2 separate regions of the Homo sapiens genome follow, and region 1 is linked to region 2. Evidence: chromatin loops called from intact Hi-C (ENCODE). Cell type or tissue: psoas muscle. All regions are shown on one strand. Each heading gives the region's core, and the rest is flanking DNA. Links, peaks and the distances in the headings are about the cores only. Region 1 has its middle 19 kb from the start of COL19A1. Region 2 overlaps COL19A1 (collagen type XIX alpha 1 chain).

Evidence for each region. Hi-C counts contacts between places; a loop is a spot of excess contacts. Peaks named below come from ENCODE experiments on the same cell type or tissue, not always from the same donor. Only the 100,000 strongest peaks of a DNase experiment are listed, where the experiment ranks them.
Region 1: a loop joins it to region 2, with 2.5 times the contacts of the local background. A loop is called at or near these places in 1 of 110 quality-filtered maps.

The regions. Positions count from the first base shown.
Region 1 is chr6:69,843,220-69,851,566 of GRCh38, reverse strand. No RefSeq gene overlaps it. Among named protein-coding and RNA genes, the nearest start is that of COL19A1, 19 kb to the left of the region's middle. In psoas muscle, for the core only: no CTCF peak of the experiment used is centred there; no DNase peak of the experiment used is centred there; H3K27ac peaks cover 1,555 bases.
Region 2 is chr6:69,908,992-69,917,338 of GRCh38, reverse strand. All of the region lies in intron 4 of COL19A1 (collagen type XIX alpha 1 chain), which reads right to left. Among named protein-coding and RNA genes, the nearest start is that of COL19A1, 47 kb to the right of the region's middle. RefSeq lists a silencer at 2,910-3,108 and an enhancer at 2,912-3,433. In psoas muscle, for the core only: no CTCF peak of the experiment used is centred there; no DNase peak of the experiment used is centred there; H3K27ac peaks cover 1,852 bases.

The DNA of each region.
Region 1 (8,347 bases), core at 234-8,233, 66 kb after region 2:
ATAGACAAATAGACCAAAATTGAAGATTTAGAGACAAACCCATATATACACGATTTATGTGAAATGTGGTGAGCTGGGAAGCAGAGAAAGGAGAGTCTATCATAACAGGTTTTTAATAAATGATGAAAGATGCCTATAGATGTGGGAGGTGACTCCTACGTGTTACCATATTTTTAAAAAATCAATTTCAATTTGATTATACACCTAAATATAAAACATAAAACAAAGCTTTTAAAATACAATATCACAATATATTCTTACTACCTACTGATAAGCAAAGATTTTTAAACAAAATACACAAAAATATACTAATCCAAAAATGAGTGAACTTTGCTTTATATTTAATGTAACTTTTCAATTTAAAATTTTATCTCTCTAATTAGACTTTCTCTAATTTTTACTACTACAATGTTTTGCACAAAGTAGGTATTTTTTTTAATTTTATTATTATTATACTTTAAGTTTTAGGGTACATGTGCACAACGTGCAGGTTTGTTACATATGTATACATGTGCCATGTTAGTGTGCTGCACCCATTAACTCATCATTTAGCATTAGGTATATCTCCCAATGCTATCCCTCCTCCCTCCCCCAACCCCACAACAGTCCCAGGTGTGTGATGTTCCCCTTCCTGTGTCCATGTGTTCTCATTGTTCAATTCCCACCTATAAGTGAGAACATGCGGTGTTTGGTTTTTTGTCTTTGCGATGGTTTGCTGAGAATGAAATCTTGTTGAGTGTTGAGTATCTATTATTTTGCTTTTGCTCAATAATCCTTTCTTTTTTATAACTTTTCTATATTTTTTGAAATATTTATTAATGCAACAAACTTTTAAAATGCATTATTTATGTTCTTATTTATGAGCTATCCCACCAGATGGCAATGCTCTATTTCCATGGAATCTTAGTGACAACGTTTTGAAAGAAGTCTAAAACTAAATCTTTCATATGCTCATTATTTATAGACCATAGATTACAGAGTTTTAGAATCTAGAAAACTTGAATGAGGGATTATATTGGATGGTATCTGTAGAGAAGAAAACTGGGGTTCAGAGATATTCAATTCTGTCCCCATAGCAATTTTCTTTCTTTATGCACTTAGCCATTGAACAGATATTCTGACTACACTGTTAGTATTTGGAAACCAGAAAAATAATACCTGATACTCCTATGATTCTGACATTATCTTGTTTCTTAAAAAATGTATATTTGTCATTAGGTATAAGAGTAACATTTATAAAATATTAGAATGACTTTTTTTCCTTTTTGCTTTGGTCCTAAATGCCTTCATAATATTTAAACAATTAGGTATATTTAATCATTCTCCTACTTTGGAATGCTTAGGTTGTTTTTACTTTCTTACTACTAAAAAACATGATCAACATATTTGTGAACCCAGAGTTTTCTATATTTGAGGTTACTTCTTTAAGTTATACTCCTGAAAACATCTACTGTCTTATGAATACTGCTAAATTACTAAAAAAAAAAAGGTTTACAATTTCACCAGCAATATAAAATATGCTCTTTCAATAGTGAGAAGGGGACTTTTTATATTTATATAAATCATTTGTGTGATTTATGTTTATTAAAACTAAAATGAATATTTTCCAAATTTCTTTTTTCTTCTTTTGTAAATTTTCTATCCATATATGTTTCTACATAAGTACACATTTCAGTGTTTTTGCCCTATTTATGATCCCATTTTCAATCATCTATGTATCTGGTATAAGTAGAATATTCATCCTATACATGCTATATTTATTAAAACCTTTTTTTCTACTTTCTTCTTTATCCTCTGCTACTATTTCCATTACAAGGTGACCTAGTTTTAAAAAAAATTATAATCTTTACTAGGGCTGGGCGTGGTGTCTCACACCTGTAATCCCAGCACTTTGGAAGGCCGAGGCGGGCAGATCATGAGGTCAGGAGATCAAGACCATCCTGGCTAACACGGTGAAACCCCATCTCTACTAAAAATACAAAAAATTAACTGGACGTGGTGGCAGGCACCTGTAGTCCCAGCTACTCGGGAGGCTGAGGCAGGAGAATGGTGTGAACCCGGGAGGTGGAGCTTGCAGTGAGCTGAGATCGGGCCACTGTACTCTAGCCTGGGCGACACAGCAAGATTCCACCTCAAAAACAAAAAAAAAAAATCATAATCTTTGCTAAATCTACCTAGACAAAAATGCAGCCTTATGAGGTTCAAGTTCATCCTTTTATGGCACTAACATCACACACAGAGATCCCAGCTAAATGTCTATGAGTAAATTAAGTGGCCTCTTGCTAGTGGCCAATAGTATAAATTTACATTTAAAGCTAATTCATTGGTTTGTGTATCAGGATTTACACATACCACAACTTGGATGTGCATATCACATGACTTCTTTATTTCTCTATAACTGATCTAATCTTTATGACCCTACCCACCCACACACTAGGAAGTAGGGTTGAAATACTGAATTTGGTTTTCAAATATTAGTACAATCCAGCTATCTGAAGAGATTACATGGGGTAATCCTACAATAATTCTGCAAAAACATTTCATTCTCCTTTCTCTATTTCTCTTTAAGACGGCATCTGAATGTGTGGGAGAGAAGTGTAAATCACTCGATAGCATTGGGGAAGAGGGAGAATGCTGGCCTCATGCTAGTCCTTGGATATGCGCTGAATGTCATTTAATTGATACTGAAAGTAAAAACACAGAAATCAGTACAACGCAAGTACCTAAGAATACAGGCACAACTATAAACTACCAGTAAAAACTACCAGTACAATCATACTCTGCATGCTGGCTGACTCACAGCTCTGCACCTGCTGTTAGTGTCTGATGTTAATAAACCCCTTGTCTATCCCCTCTCAGCTTAGTAAGGATCCAATGGCTTCTTTCAGCTGACTAGGTCTCCGCAGTCTGGTGCTACAGCTCCCTCTCTTACCTTTGCTTCCCCAGTTCTCTGCACAAACCCCTTGACAATGGAGGCAGGCTTCCCACTACATTATAACCCTCTTCTTCCCGAGAAGACATCTGCTATCTCCTGTTTATTTGCCTGGAACTGTAATGGTGACCTTCATGTTGGAAGAGAAAACCAGCTTATAAATAAGGGGAAAAATCAGGAATTAGTGGTTTTTTAAATATTATATCCAACGATAAAATACAAAAAGTAATGTCATATAAATACTAGAATACTAAGACTTCATGTATGCCTTAAAACAGTGAATTGAACTACTTAAAATCTTTATTTCCTTTATATCAACCTGAGGCTACAGAGACAATTTCTTATAAACTTGTTTCCAGAAACTGTATGTACTGTATGTGCCCTTTATTCTGATACCATAAAAATCAAGATGAACCTACATTCTCTTTTTTTTTTTTTTTTTTTTTTTTTTGAGATGGAGTTTTACTTGTTGCCCAGGCTGGAGTGCAATGGCAAGATCTCAGCTCACTGCAACCTCTGCCTCCTGGGTTCAAGCAATTCTCCTGCCTCAACCTCCCGAGTAGCTGGGATTACAGGCACCTGCCAACACACCCAGCTAATTTTTTGTATTTTTAGTAGAGACGGGGATTTCACCATGTTGGCCAGGCTGGTCTTGAGCTCCTGACCTCAAGTGATCAACCCATCTTGGCCTCCCAAACTACTGGGATTACAGGCATGGGCCACTGTGCCCCATCGAACCTACATTCTTAAGGCTAGTCATTTGACCCCCAAATCAATATCATATATGGAGAAGAAAATGAGTCAGTAGAAGTCACCTATCATTAAGTAGACCAAAATCACCTGAATTTGAAAGTAAGGTAGATTTTAAATTTTTTTTTTTCCTATTAAACATCTTTCTTTGGGTAACTTCATCTGGTTTTCCTTTCAGTGATCAAGTCTTCTCCACTTTCAGTCTAGGTTGTTTAAATGGAGCTGACCATAGCTCTCTCATCTAGGAGTAGGCATGTGACTTAGCCCTGTATAGTGAGCATATCCTACCTCCTTGGTCATAGCAATTGGCTCAAGGGTGTGTGTGTGATCCAAGTCATCCAGTGATATTTAGTGTTGGGATTTTATTGGGATTATTCAGAAGAGAAACCGTTTTTCACTGGAATAGTTAGCAGTAAGCCTAGAGTTTCTGGAGGCCACCTCAAATAGACAGCTTACTCGTGGAAGATAGCCAACACAAAACAAACTAGAGCTAGGGAATAAAAAGAGAAAGATGACTTCATTCGAGTCTCTGAATTTAGCAAGCCCTGAAGCAGGATGGAACCCTTGAATTTTCTATGATGTTAGTCAATGAGTTCTCTTTTCCTTGTTGTTGGTTTAGTTAACTTGAATTTAAATTTCTATCAGTTGCAGATAAAAAGACTGCTGAGTAATATAGACTGTACTGTTTCTACTGCATACCACACCATTGCCAAGAGTTTATCCACCTCCCTTATAGTTTATTTAGATTCTTTCCAGAGGGCTAAATTTAGATTTATGAGGAAATATTTTGTATGTCATTGATACATGTAAGAGAAATAGAGTTTCTGTTTATTATTTCTCAGAATATATTATTGTAATTGAGTCAAGAATGGTGTCCTGGCTGATTGTGCAACAATTAAAAACAAACAAAACAAAACAAAAAAGCAAATAGTAACAACTTAACTGGAAATTACACACTAACTTCTGCTGGTTGTTTGGAAAGCCAAAAGGAACAGTTTTTTGCTACCTCAAACCTAAATGCAAGTCTAGTGATAGAAACTCCACCATCAGCAGGAATAATCAACTATAATATTTTAAATATGGTGGTAAAATTTCAAAATTTATAAATCTTGAGAGCTTTTAGTAGTATTTGCTTACAGATTATTTAAAAATTGTATTCTAGTGCATTTTCATATATTCCTAGATTAGAAGCCACTTTACTAACTTTAAACAGCAGCAGCAACCTTTAACCATTATAAAAAGTGCCTTTGTCTAGATTAGGACTTCTGTAAATTCTGCAAAAATAAAGATTTCCATTTTTTTGCAGCTTTGATCACTCAGGCTCAAGTGATCTTCCCACCTCAGCCTCCGAGTAGCAGGCACCACCTCTGTGAGCCACCACACCGAGCTAATTTTTAAACAAAATTTGTAGAGATGCATTCTCACTAGGTTGTCCAGGCTAGTCTCAAACTCCTGGGCTCAAGCAATCATCCCATCTTGGTTTCTCAAAATGCATGGATTACAGGCATGAGCTATGACATCCAGCCAAGATTTTCATTTTTAATAATTCAAGCATAAAGACATTTGGGGCATCCAGAACATAGATAGAACTACCAGCAAAATTTTAGGGTTCTGGAGTATTTCAGAAATAATATTTATCTTAAAAACATACATTGTGTTCTACCTTTGAGGTACTGGAGGATGGAAGGATAGTCTAGTTGTATTACCAAAATTTTTTGGACACACTAAACACATTCACCCTGTAATGAAAGCATACACATTATGTATTGAACTATGTACACTCTATTTTACAAGTTAGATATGCCTGACCTGTTTTGAAGTCTGCTTTATGCATAACAATTCTATGCAGTCTCATTAGAAAAAAAATAAAAAGTGTTCATGTGTCCTTATTGCTATTCATATTTTTGAAAGATGACAATAAAGATAAGTTTTAATAAAATGGAGACTATGTAATCATCAAAATTTTAATATGAGAAATTTAGCATTATAAAAATAAACTAAGTTTGAAACTGGACTTTTACTATATTTAAATTCAACCTAATTTTAAAGAGACTTGGAGTCAATGCTGAGTGTCTGAATTCATTAATAAAGCTACACACTACTTTATTTTCACTCCATGTAATTCAGTTGGCAATGTATGTTAAACAATAACTTCATATCTTCCTTTGATAAAAATTGACTGTCAGAACTGGAACTTTCTTTTCATGAATAATCGATAAAAACAACAAATACGCCTTCCTAAAGTGACTTAAATTATGCTAAATTGAAGCAGCAAAATTAGTACTAGCTCAAATTTCAAACTTTCTTTAAAAGAAAAACAATGTTTAAAAAGTATAATAAAATGTAGCATTGTGTTTATTTATTTTTGTGAAACACTATGCGTGAAACTTTTAATAAAAATAAATACATTGGCCCACCCAGTGGCTCACAGCTGTAATTCCAGCACTTTGGGAGGCCAAGGTGGGTAGATCACCTGAGGTCAGGGGTTCCAGACCAGCCCGGCCAACATGGCGAAACCCTGTCTCTACTAAAAATACAAAAATTAACCAGGCATGGTGGGGCGCCTGTAATCCCAGCTACTCAGGAGGTTGAGACAGGAAAATCGCTTGAAACCAGGAGGCAGAGGTTGCAGTGAACCCAGATCCCGCCACTGCACTCCAGCCTGGGTGACAGAGCAAGACCCCACCTCAAAAGAAAAATTAAAAATAAATAAATAAATACATTGTTTTTTATCTAACCCAAAATGTTAAATGAAACAAGACATTTCAAGTAAAACTTGGTTTTGCCCACACTTTTAGCACAAGTGTAAAGTGAAAATCTTTCTCTGCTTGTCTAAAATGTTGTTGACAAGGTTTTTAAAAATCTGTTGAAATTATCCTAAGTTGAAGAGGAGGCTATGTGGCAACACTGATGTGGGAATCCCACACACGCCAACATGACTACTCTTTTATTATCTATGCCATTATGTCATTCCATCAATTATAGTTTGTTGTACAAGAAGCACTTCGAGAGAGCAAATGATGGTTTATTTATTTTGTCCCGATATTTTGTATTCCCAGGTCTATTCAAATATTTCTTAAAGAGATAAATAGGTAAATGGAAAGGTGAAAAAAAAATACCCCAGTTTTACACTGTTGGCTGTTACATGCCACTAATGTTGGATAAGTCATCTAACTCTCTGGATTTCAGTTTCCTAAGCTGTAAAGTGATGAAGTTGGACTAAATAATGTCTAAGTTTTTTCAGACCTAAAGCTCTATGGATCCCTAAGAGGGCTGCAGCCAAACAATCAAACACCTTTAAGGCAAACATATACCCTATCCTAATGTTTTATAATTTATAATAATAAAACTCCCTGAACTTGATATCTCTTTACTATCCTATATAAAATCCATTAATATCCTCTATAATACCTTTTTTCACACCTATGTGATGCAAGTAGTAAATAAATGTAATATAATTGTGAGCTCTGGGAAAATAGATTCCTTTCAGGGCTCAATATTTTTAATATCCCCCTTAGTGATTATGGATAATATGAATTCAACATCTGTTTATTGGGTAAGTGGCTAAAGAATCCTGATTTTTTAAACTTATTTTATAATGCTGTAGTTTCTTTCCATTATTCTTTTCTCAATTGATATTACAATTCTAACTATATAAGGGTCGTATATATTGAAATCATATTTCTATTTTTTGTATAAAAATTTGAAGTTTAAATGCAGATAATCATTGACTCATAAGCCTTGCAAATAATCATCCATATATTTTCCTAAATCAAGTATACCAACATGGGTGAATAATTATATTTTGGTACCTAATTTTTATTTAGCTAAACTGAGCCTACACACATCTGCTACTCACAGATGAAAATAGAGAAAATGATTAAAAATAAGGGTAAGGAAATCAAGAAAAACTAATCTGAAAAGAAATCCAGGCAAGAGAATTAAGACATTAGCAATTTTCTTTTAAGACTCATAAAAAGACTTGTGTAGAGTGGGGAAAAAATAGAACAGAGAAGAATCAACTCACTGAGAAAGAATATGAAAAAAAAAACTCACAACATTTCTTAGGTCCAAGCCTATCTTGGCAAATACTTACATTGAAAATGGGTGCCTTTGTTCACAATATTTTTTCATATTTCTTTTTGTGTTCAAAGACAACCAATAAAAGAAGTGAAAATATTTTGAACTTATTAGTAGACATTGATTTTGCAATGCCTCTAAGCACTGGATCTTAGCTGGACTGGAAAAATCATATTAGGATGTTCAGTTATGAAACCACTAAAGAAGAAAAAGGGAGCTAGAAGACAGAGAAATCTGAACTTTTAGGTGATATGGACAAATTTATAGCACATGACCTCATCAAAGTCAAGGGTGTGGAAAAATTATAATGCTTTGGACATGTTCAAAAACTGAGATTGGAGCAGAGGCAATTTTATGAATAGCATGCTGAAATGTAAGTGATTCAGAGCTTGACTGGTGTTAGAGTAGGTGAGAAAGAGTTACCCCACACATTAGCCACAGATCAGAGAAATAGACACAAACACAGAGAAGAAAATGGGAAATAATTCATTCTAGTAAGATAGGTGGTAACACAAAACAGAGAGTCACAGAGAACTAGTGTTACCAAATAATCTTTTAGAAAAACATTAGATCTGGCGGGAATTT
Region 2 (8,347 bases), core at 107-8,106:
TAACGTGGAGGCCTTATGAGACTGTGCTATATCACATTCATCAGGAAAACAACAGATGGAAAAGTCAAATCCTATGTGATTCTAAAGCAGGTTAATCAAAAACTTTGATAGAAAAAGAAGTCCTTAACAAACACATCAGTTTCTTAATTTCAAAAAGAAGTTTAAAATCTCTACAGGCTGAAGCAAAATATAATAGCTGCTCCAATATTTCACCAAAAGTGTCTTCATAGAAGTCTTCAAGTCCTTGGAAATGTGTTGGTCATAAGAAACCACACATCATAGTTTCCTGTAGTTCTATACTCCTAAAGCTGAAAGGGACTTTGATAGTAATTTAGATCAATCATCTCACTTCATAAATGAGAAATTAAAGCTGCAGACGTTAAATAACTACCTCACCTTTACTCTGCCAGAGGTCAGGTTGGAACTTGAACTTATGACTTTTAATTCCAAGGTTAGTTTCTTCCAATGTATCAAGTTGCTTGTATCTTTTTGAGCTTTCTTTTTTGGTTAAGAATAAAATTCCCCTCATCATTACCAACCTGACTTAAAAGTAATATTTTGGCACTATGAGGGGAAAAATGTCTCTATTTTCATAAGTATTAAGGAGGGATATAAGTAAATATATTAATTTCAAGAAATGAATAAATAAAATGTTTACAATCACACTATAATATTAACAACAACAATGAATCATATTTTGGGCTCCAAGCAAAGTATTTATTCTGACATTTGCACATCCTACGTGGCTAGTAGCCCTGAAAGGTAAATTATTATAGTTCCTTCCTCTAATGATATTTTGAGCATAGATCAGGAAGTATCACAAAACACACAGTTATGACTTCAAAATAGAAATTACTGCCTATTGGATTTTGGAAAAGATAGCCATGCTAAACAAGATGAAAAAAAATCAGGAATATTTTCTCTCTAATTCCTTAGATCATTTTCTAGAAAACTTAGAAGTTTTCACCAAACATTTCTTTTCTTTTTAATTTTCATTTTTATTTTAAGTCCTGGGGTACATGTGCAGCATGCACAGTTTTGTTACATAGGTAAACATGTGCCATGGTTCACCAAGCATTTCCTTAAAGATGAGTGTAATTTAAAGCTGGGCGCGGTGGCTCCCGCCTGTAATCCCTGCACTTTGGGAGGCCGAGGCGGGCAGATCACAAGGTCAGGAGATCAAGACCATCCTGGCTAACACGGTGAAACCCCATCTCTACTAATAATACAAAAAATTAGCCAGGCATGGTGGCAGATGCCTGTAGTCCCAGCTACTTGGGAGGCTGAGGCAGGAGAATGGCGTGAACCTGGGAGGCAGAGCTTGCAGTGAGCTGAGATCGCGCCACTGCACTCCAGCCTGGGCGACAGCAAGACTCTGTCTAAAAAAAAAAAAAAAAAAAAAAAGATGAGATGAGTGTAATTTTCAGGAAGTAGTAGTGAAAATCATGAGAACAGTATGTATACTAGTAACTAGGTAATGTGAAGAAAGGTAAAACGTGTTCTGATAAATAGTACCTCTGTATTTATTTTCCTAATGAAAAGTAATACATTGGGATTTTCATACTTTGGGAAGAACAACAGTAGAATGGTAACGTAACTAAAAGATAAGTAATTTATTCAAACGTGAAAATAATGATCATGTGACTATCTCAAATGATGATGGAAAGAAAGAGAAACTTTTGCACCAATCCTACATTATGGTTTTCCTGGCACACAGTAAACTTTCATTCTATTCATTCCCTGAATTGTGAAATCAGGGCCTGCCATTGTTATCTACAAAGTTAACTTAATGAAGGTGAAGTATCTGGTCTCCCAGCAACAGAGGGTATCAACTGAACAAATAATGAGCATTCCCGGCTGTCCAATTAATGAGAAGCCAATAAAAACTGCCTTAAGAGGATAAACTTTGCTTTTCAGACTCCCTTCCAATGGTTAGCATTGTAAGTATGACAAAGTTGGGGAAAAGCAGAAAATTTTAAAATTAATTCACTATTTTAAAGTACATGCTCATATTTATTGACAGTTGTTTTATGGGGAGATAGAAGCAGACAGTAGGTTGCATTTGTTCTCCATGACTAGGCCCTGGTGGGTTGTTGTCAAGAAACTTAAAGACAATAATGAAGCTCATAAATTTGTTTACTTATTAGTATATTAAGTAATTAGCAATTTCATTGTATAGCAAGTCCAAATTTGATGTTTTTGTTCAGTGTTCCTAAAAGAACCACAGTTTGTAATATGGTTACGTCTCTGTGTAGTAACAGTTCGGTTTCAAATATACAAAAAGGAAAGGATAAACCAAGCTACAGAACAAGAAAGGATTAGGAAGAAAATTCATGATTACCAGTTTCCTGTTTGATCTTTTGCTTAAATAAATAATAAGGAATGTGAGACAAGAACTAAAATATAAAAAAAAGATGAAGAAACTTTTATAATTTCAGTGCTCATGAACTGAAAAGCAAGATGACATTGTTATTCTAGAGAAATTTCATTTCATAAATGATGTTCTAAAAATTGAGTGTGAGATACATTCACATAGCAAAGTGTTTAAAAAGTTTAATTACTGATTACAGTGGTTCCGGAGGTAATTCTTCAACCAGCTCAAAGCATAAGCCTTGAAAGCAAAGTGCTATTTTGATAGAGCTAGAGTGAATTTTCCAGATCATATTTAAAAGACTAAGCTTTATTTATTTGTTTAACAAGACCAAGCTTTATTTATTTAATTTTGCTTATAAAATTAAATGGCTAAATGGAAAAAAATCGATTTTTAAATATCAAGAACTGGCTTCCAAATTAATTCTGCCATTCCGAGTAAGTGTGAGGCAGGGTTTAGGAAGAACTTCCGTATTTACAAGTATCAGTGAGGCCTCTGACTTGCTGAATATCTTCCAGGAAGAGAAATATGATACAAGTTACATTTCCTGAGAGTGAAGTGAGAGATGCTTGGAGTTTATAGTAAGTCATTTCTTTCCCAGCTGACACCCACCATCACCTGTCAGTTACAAGCAATTTGGCTAGCAGGGCCTAGAGGGTTTGTCTGAAATGCCTTCCTCCCAGGCTGGTTGATGATGTTGGAGTTCCACAGCCACAGAGACTCTGAAATCTTAGCCCTTTTGTGTTTGCTGAGGGGATTCAGGCAGATAGGTTGTTAATGGGAAAACAAAGCTTGGATGACCCTCTAACAATCTCACGCCTGATCTGATTAGCACTAGTTCAATGTGGCATTGTAAACGACTTCCCATTGAAAACAAGTCCCCCTACTGGATGCCATCCAGATAACAAAAACCAAGGATAAATTAGACAGTCTGCTCTTTAGAAATGAGGATACATTGAAGGTTAGTTTTTTCTGGTGTCCCTCAGCCAGGAAAGGGTTTTTTTTTTTTTAACCCTGGATTAAACCCAACCCTGCCCGCAAAAGGTCCTCTAAATTCTGAAGTATCCTTGGGTCCGAGAGCTCAACTGTTGCTTTAGGATCAGCCTGGGAGGTCCTAGACCTAATTGAAAGCTGAGATTTTCCCAATGGCATATGCGCTCAGCTGTTTTTTTCTAGCATGTAGTGCTATTGCTACTACACCTCCACTTTTTTTTAAAATATGAATAAAGTTCAAACCCCTCATGCCAGCAAGTAAGACCTTTCAGAACAGCCCACACTTTCAAGTCTTCTCTACCTCCAGACATTCTTCTCACCTGTGTTCATTAACCACATGGGATTTCTCACTATTCCTCAAATTGCTTTGACCTTTAAAACTACCATGATGCTCCCTCTAACTACCACAACATACATTGACCCCTTGGCTCACCTGGTAAATTCACACTTCAAGGCTCAACTTTTCACTTCCTCTATGAAGCTTTTCCTGGCTTCATCTGTTCTCTCAGAGTTTATCATACATATATCTAAAAATTGCTATTATATGCCATAACAGCTTATTTTTGGCCTGTCCTTCCAAACAGAAATAATTCAATGGAGGGGACTGTTTCTATTCACCCTTAAATTCTCAGGGTTTAGCATATAATATTTACTATCATTTGGGAATTGAATGAAATACTTTGTTAGTATTTATTCTTTCACTGGCATCAAAGCTGAAGGTAGAAATAATAATGACAATATAACATAAAATATTTTTTCTCAATATAGCCCTCTTAACCAAAAGAAACTTTACATTCTTATTGTGGGTAAATCAGAAGAGAGAGGCAAACTTGAGGATAACAGAGAGAATTGCCTCGTATTCATACTTTTTATTTTTTAATTTTTTGAGACAGGGTCTCACTCTGTCACTCAGGCTGGAGTGTAGTGGCATGATCAGGGCTCACTGCAGCCTCAACCTCCCTGGGCTCAAGCAATCCTCCCACCTGAGGCTCCTGAGTAGCTATGACTACAGGCATACACCACCATACCTGGCTAACTTTTTTGTATTTTGTAGAGACAGGGTTTTGCTATGTTACTCAAGCTGATCTCGAACTCCTGGGCTCAAGCGATCTGCCTGCCTTGGCCTCCCAAAGTGCTAGGATTACTGGTGTGAGCCACCGTGCCTGGCCTCTACTGGCTTTTGAGACTCACAAATGATGGTGAGCCAGGAGTTGATAGGACTATATTTATTAAACACTCTGTGAGGCTCTGTGCCCAAGATACACTGCCTCAGGGCCCAGGGGACAGTTAGAGAAGGGGTCTTTAGATCTCTGCCACCACCTTCCAAAGCACACATGCACACCTCACACAGTCATAAGCCACAGGGTAATTCTGGCACCTGTGGGCCAAGAATGAGCAGCCATGAGCAGAGGTTGGTTGGGTCTCACAGAGTAGCATTTGCATGGAGAGAGCTCCCAGCAATGGCAATAGCAACACGCATTGATAAGAAAATTAGAAAACAAGAAGAAAAGCATATCTGCTTTTGAACATGAACACATGTGCATCACTTTTCGGGCTCCCAGAAATAACAACAGTAGGTTTTAAGCAGTGATGTATGTAGAAAGTAGAAGTAATATCAATTTACGCATTGATGTTAATATAATATCATTTAAATCCACATATTAACGAGGCCTGAGAACATTTAGATTACACAAGTCAGAATGAGATCAGAATTATGTAAGAATTATGGAAAAAGTGGTATTGGACCACCAAAAAAAGAAGGAAACTTGAAGGACATTAGTGAGGGCTTAGTGTAGAATGTAGCATGTGTACTAAGCTTTCTAGGATATGTAGGATTCCAATGGGCAGAAAAGGTGGGCATGGTATGACAGAGAGAGACAGAAATGGGTTAACAAAGGAAGTTTAGTGCAACACCTAGGTCAACGCTGGCATTGGAATTAGGACAGCTGTCACCGGCAACTATGAGGCAGAAATTTCCATAGTGTTCAAGAAGTCCTAGTCAGATTTTAATGGGCTAAGGGATGTGTGAAGAAGTAAAAGTGGACAGTAACATTGTTCCTTTAAGAAGTCTGTGAGTAAAGGGGACTGCCCAGGGAAAATGTTTCTGTAATAGGGAAGGATTAAGTATATATTTGTAGAGTAAGAGGCCAGGATACTGTGGAGAGGAGCACTGAAGACCCAAGAGCAGGGGGATCATGGGTGGATCAAGGTCTTAGAGGAGGCTGGCTAGGAGAGGATTAAGAGCACAAGTGAAGGGGTTAACCTTTGAAAGAAGGGGGGTTGCCTCCAGGGAGAACAGCTGAAATTAAGAAATTATGAAGTAGAGAGAAGAAGTTGAGATTGTTCAAATAAGAAAAATAACTTGAACACAAAACATCTGGTCAACTCAGTCTCAAATTCAACCAGCCAGATGTTAATTCTGCATGGCATCACCACATGTGTTCATATTAACATTTTCACTGAACTTATGATGTTTCCAAATTACTTAGATATAGCCAGGGTGAAAGGAATTAATCAAGTCAATTATTTGAATATTTTATTACTTTAGTCTAAAATTATTAAAATGTCACCTAATTTGGGGGAAAAAAAAGTGTCTTAGGAAACATAAGTGCTGACCTAAATGAGATAATGAACAAGATGTAGGAAACTTACAGGAATCACATAAAATAACATAAGCATAGTTTTTCTGCTACCATGTTTATTTTCTAATTAGCATTTGTGGCTAAGTTGAAAGAATTGAAATGACAATAAAGTAATGATTTATCAGTTGGCACAATTATTCTTCCTTGGTTGACATAGATTTCAAAGTTTATTATTGAAATTATAATTATATCCTACAGTCTGACTGTGTCTGAGAAGGAGGATTAGACTATTTGATGCTATTTTGTGATACACAGAGTCCAATCAGCCTACAGAAAAATCTTTAGAGTTGTTATAAAGCTATGCTGAAGCACTAGTATAACAAAGCATCAAGCACTATTAAAGGTCAATTCTCTAATTCATAAATTTAAGACCATGCTTATTTGTAGGTTTACAACCATTATAAATCAACGCATTTGCAACCACCTAAGGATAATAACTAATTAGTCCTCAAATAGCATTTTTATGAGCCAAATTAAGATTAAAGATAAGACTGAAGTACATGCTTACATGCCTTTCTTTTGTACACTCTGAAAATCTGCAGTGTACACTGCACAGATACATTCACACAACCCTACCAGGCGAAAAGCTCTGCTGTCCCTTACAAGATTGATTCATAGGATAAAAGAATGACTGGAAAAAGAAAAAAATCTAATATATAATCCAACAATAGAGGTAGATTAATCAATGCCTATTAGACTGGCCCAAGTAATTATCAAAATAGAACACTTTAGTTTCATTACTTTATGAGAACATTTGCTTTATTATGACTCCTAAGTAGTACATTTAGCTAGTACCTCACTACTATCAAAGTAAATGGCATATAGACATAACAAGATAATTTACATGTAATTAGTCATAATAAAGTAGAAATTAATTCTGGATTTGGAGACAGAAGAACTGAGTTCTAGACACAACTGTTTATTATTTTTGAAATTTTAGGTGAATTCCTTAATGTCATTCAACCTCATTTTTCATCTATAAAATGGTGATAAAGTACTACATCACAGAAGTCATTGTGGTACCATTGATACAAGAAGGCAAAATTACTTTGTAAATCATATAACATTCATAAATGTAAGGTGGTATTATAAGAATCATTATCATTGTTGGAAACTGGGTAGTCACATGTGCCTTGTTCTTAAGTCTTCTTTGGTGAAAAGATCTAGTACAAGAATTAGAAGTAAGGTGCCTTATTTTTTGAGGTGCTGGTGAAAAGAAATTATTGGTTGCCTAAAATATGCAAGTAGCTGTACCAATAAATTTCAAATATCCCTTCAATTTAAACTTAAGATCATACCAATTCAACTAGCACTAAACACCACTGTGTGTCAGGTACCACGAGGGACACAAACATGAATCAGTTGGATGTAATCTCTACCCTGTAAGGCTTATATATCTGAACAATTTCCTGCCTGGCCAAAGAATGGGAGTTCTGATGTGAGCAATGGAGTCTAAAGAAAAATAATACCTTTCCGATTATATGATACCATATGAGAGGCCTATTACCTATTTTGAATGACCGTAGACTTTCATTAGAACTTAAGCCATCTGGATGTGGTGGGGAAAATCGTATATCAGTTCTTCAAAATTTTTGCCAGGGGCTTATGTAATGTTTGTGAGCATCAGAGAAAATCAAACTGCCTGCCACCTTGGATATGGATAAATTGGGTTGTCAATGTTTTACTCATATAGAAATTATCTCATGTAATTATATTTATTGTATTTTTCCATGTCTTAACCTCCTAGGGCCTTCCCTCACCTTAGATGTCTTTCTTCTCCCCAGAACTTGATTCATCTCTGACTCTCAGTAGTCTCTTCAGTTTTCAAAGCCTAGTTTAAATCCCATAGTCTTCAAGATATTTTTTTATCATCCCAAATATAAGAGATTTTGTCTTTATATTTGTTCCGTTGAACATTTAAAGCATTAACTGTATGCTTATAATTATAATTATAATTAAGTCTGTCTTCATTTCTTGCCCCTAAGAGGAGAGATATCACACACTCCCTAGAGGCAAGAACCGTATCTTATACCTCTTTCTGCAAACTCTTTACTAATGTTCTGTCCTGTGTTTCAACAAGACAAGTGAAAAACTACTCCTTTTTTCCTCAGAAATGAGAACCTACCCTCTTTTCCTTAGAAAGTTTATGTACATTTGAGGCTAGAAAATGGATAAGTTTGTAAATGAATTGCAGCTTCTCACTTTCATTCCATTTTATGTGAGGCTTTTTTGGGTAATTTAATTGTTAAGAATACATTCTTTGAAGGCAATAATAGTGACATTATTGTTTCTTACTATAGGAACTTTAGTTTCTTAAATGTATAAATAGATTTATGGTTTT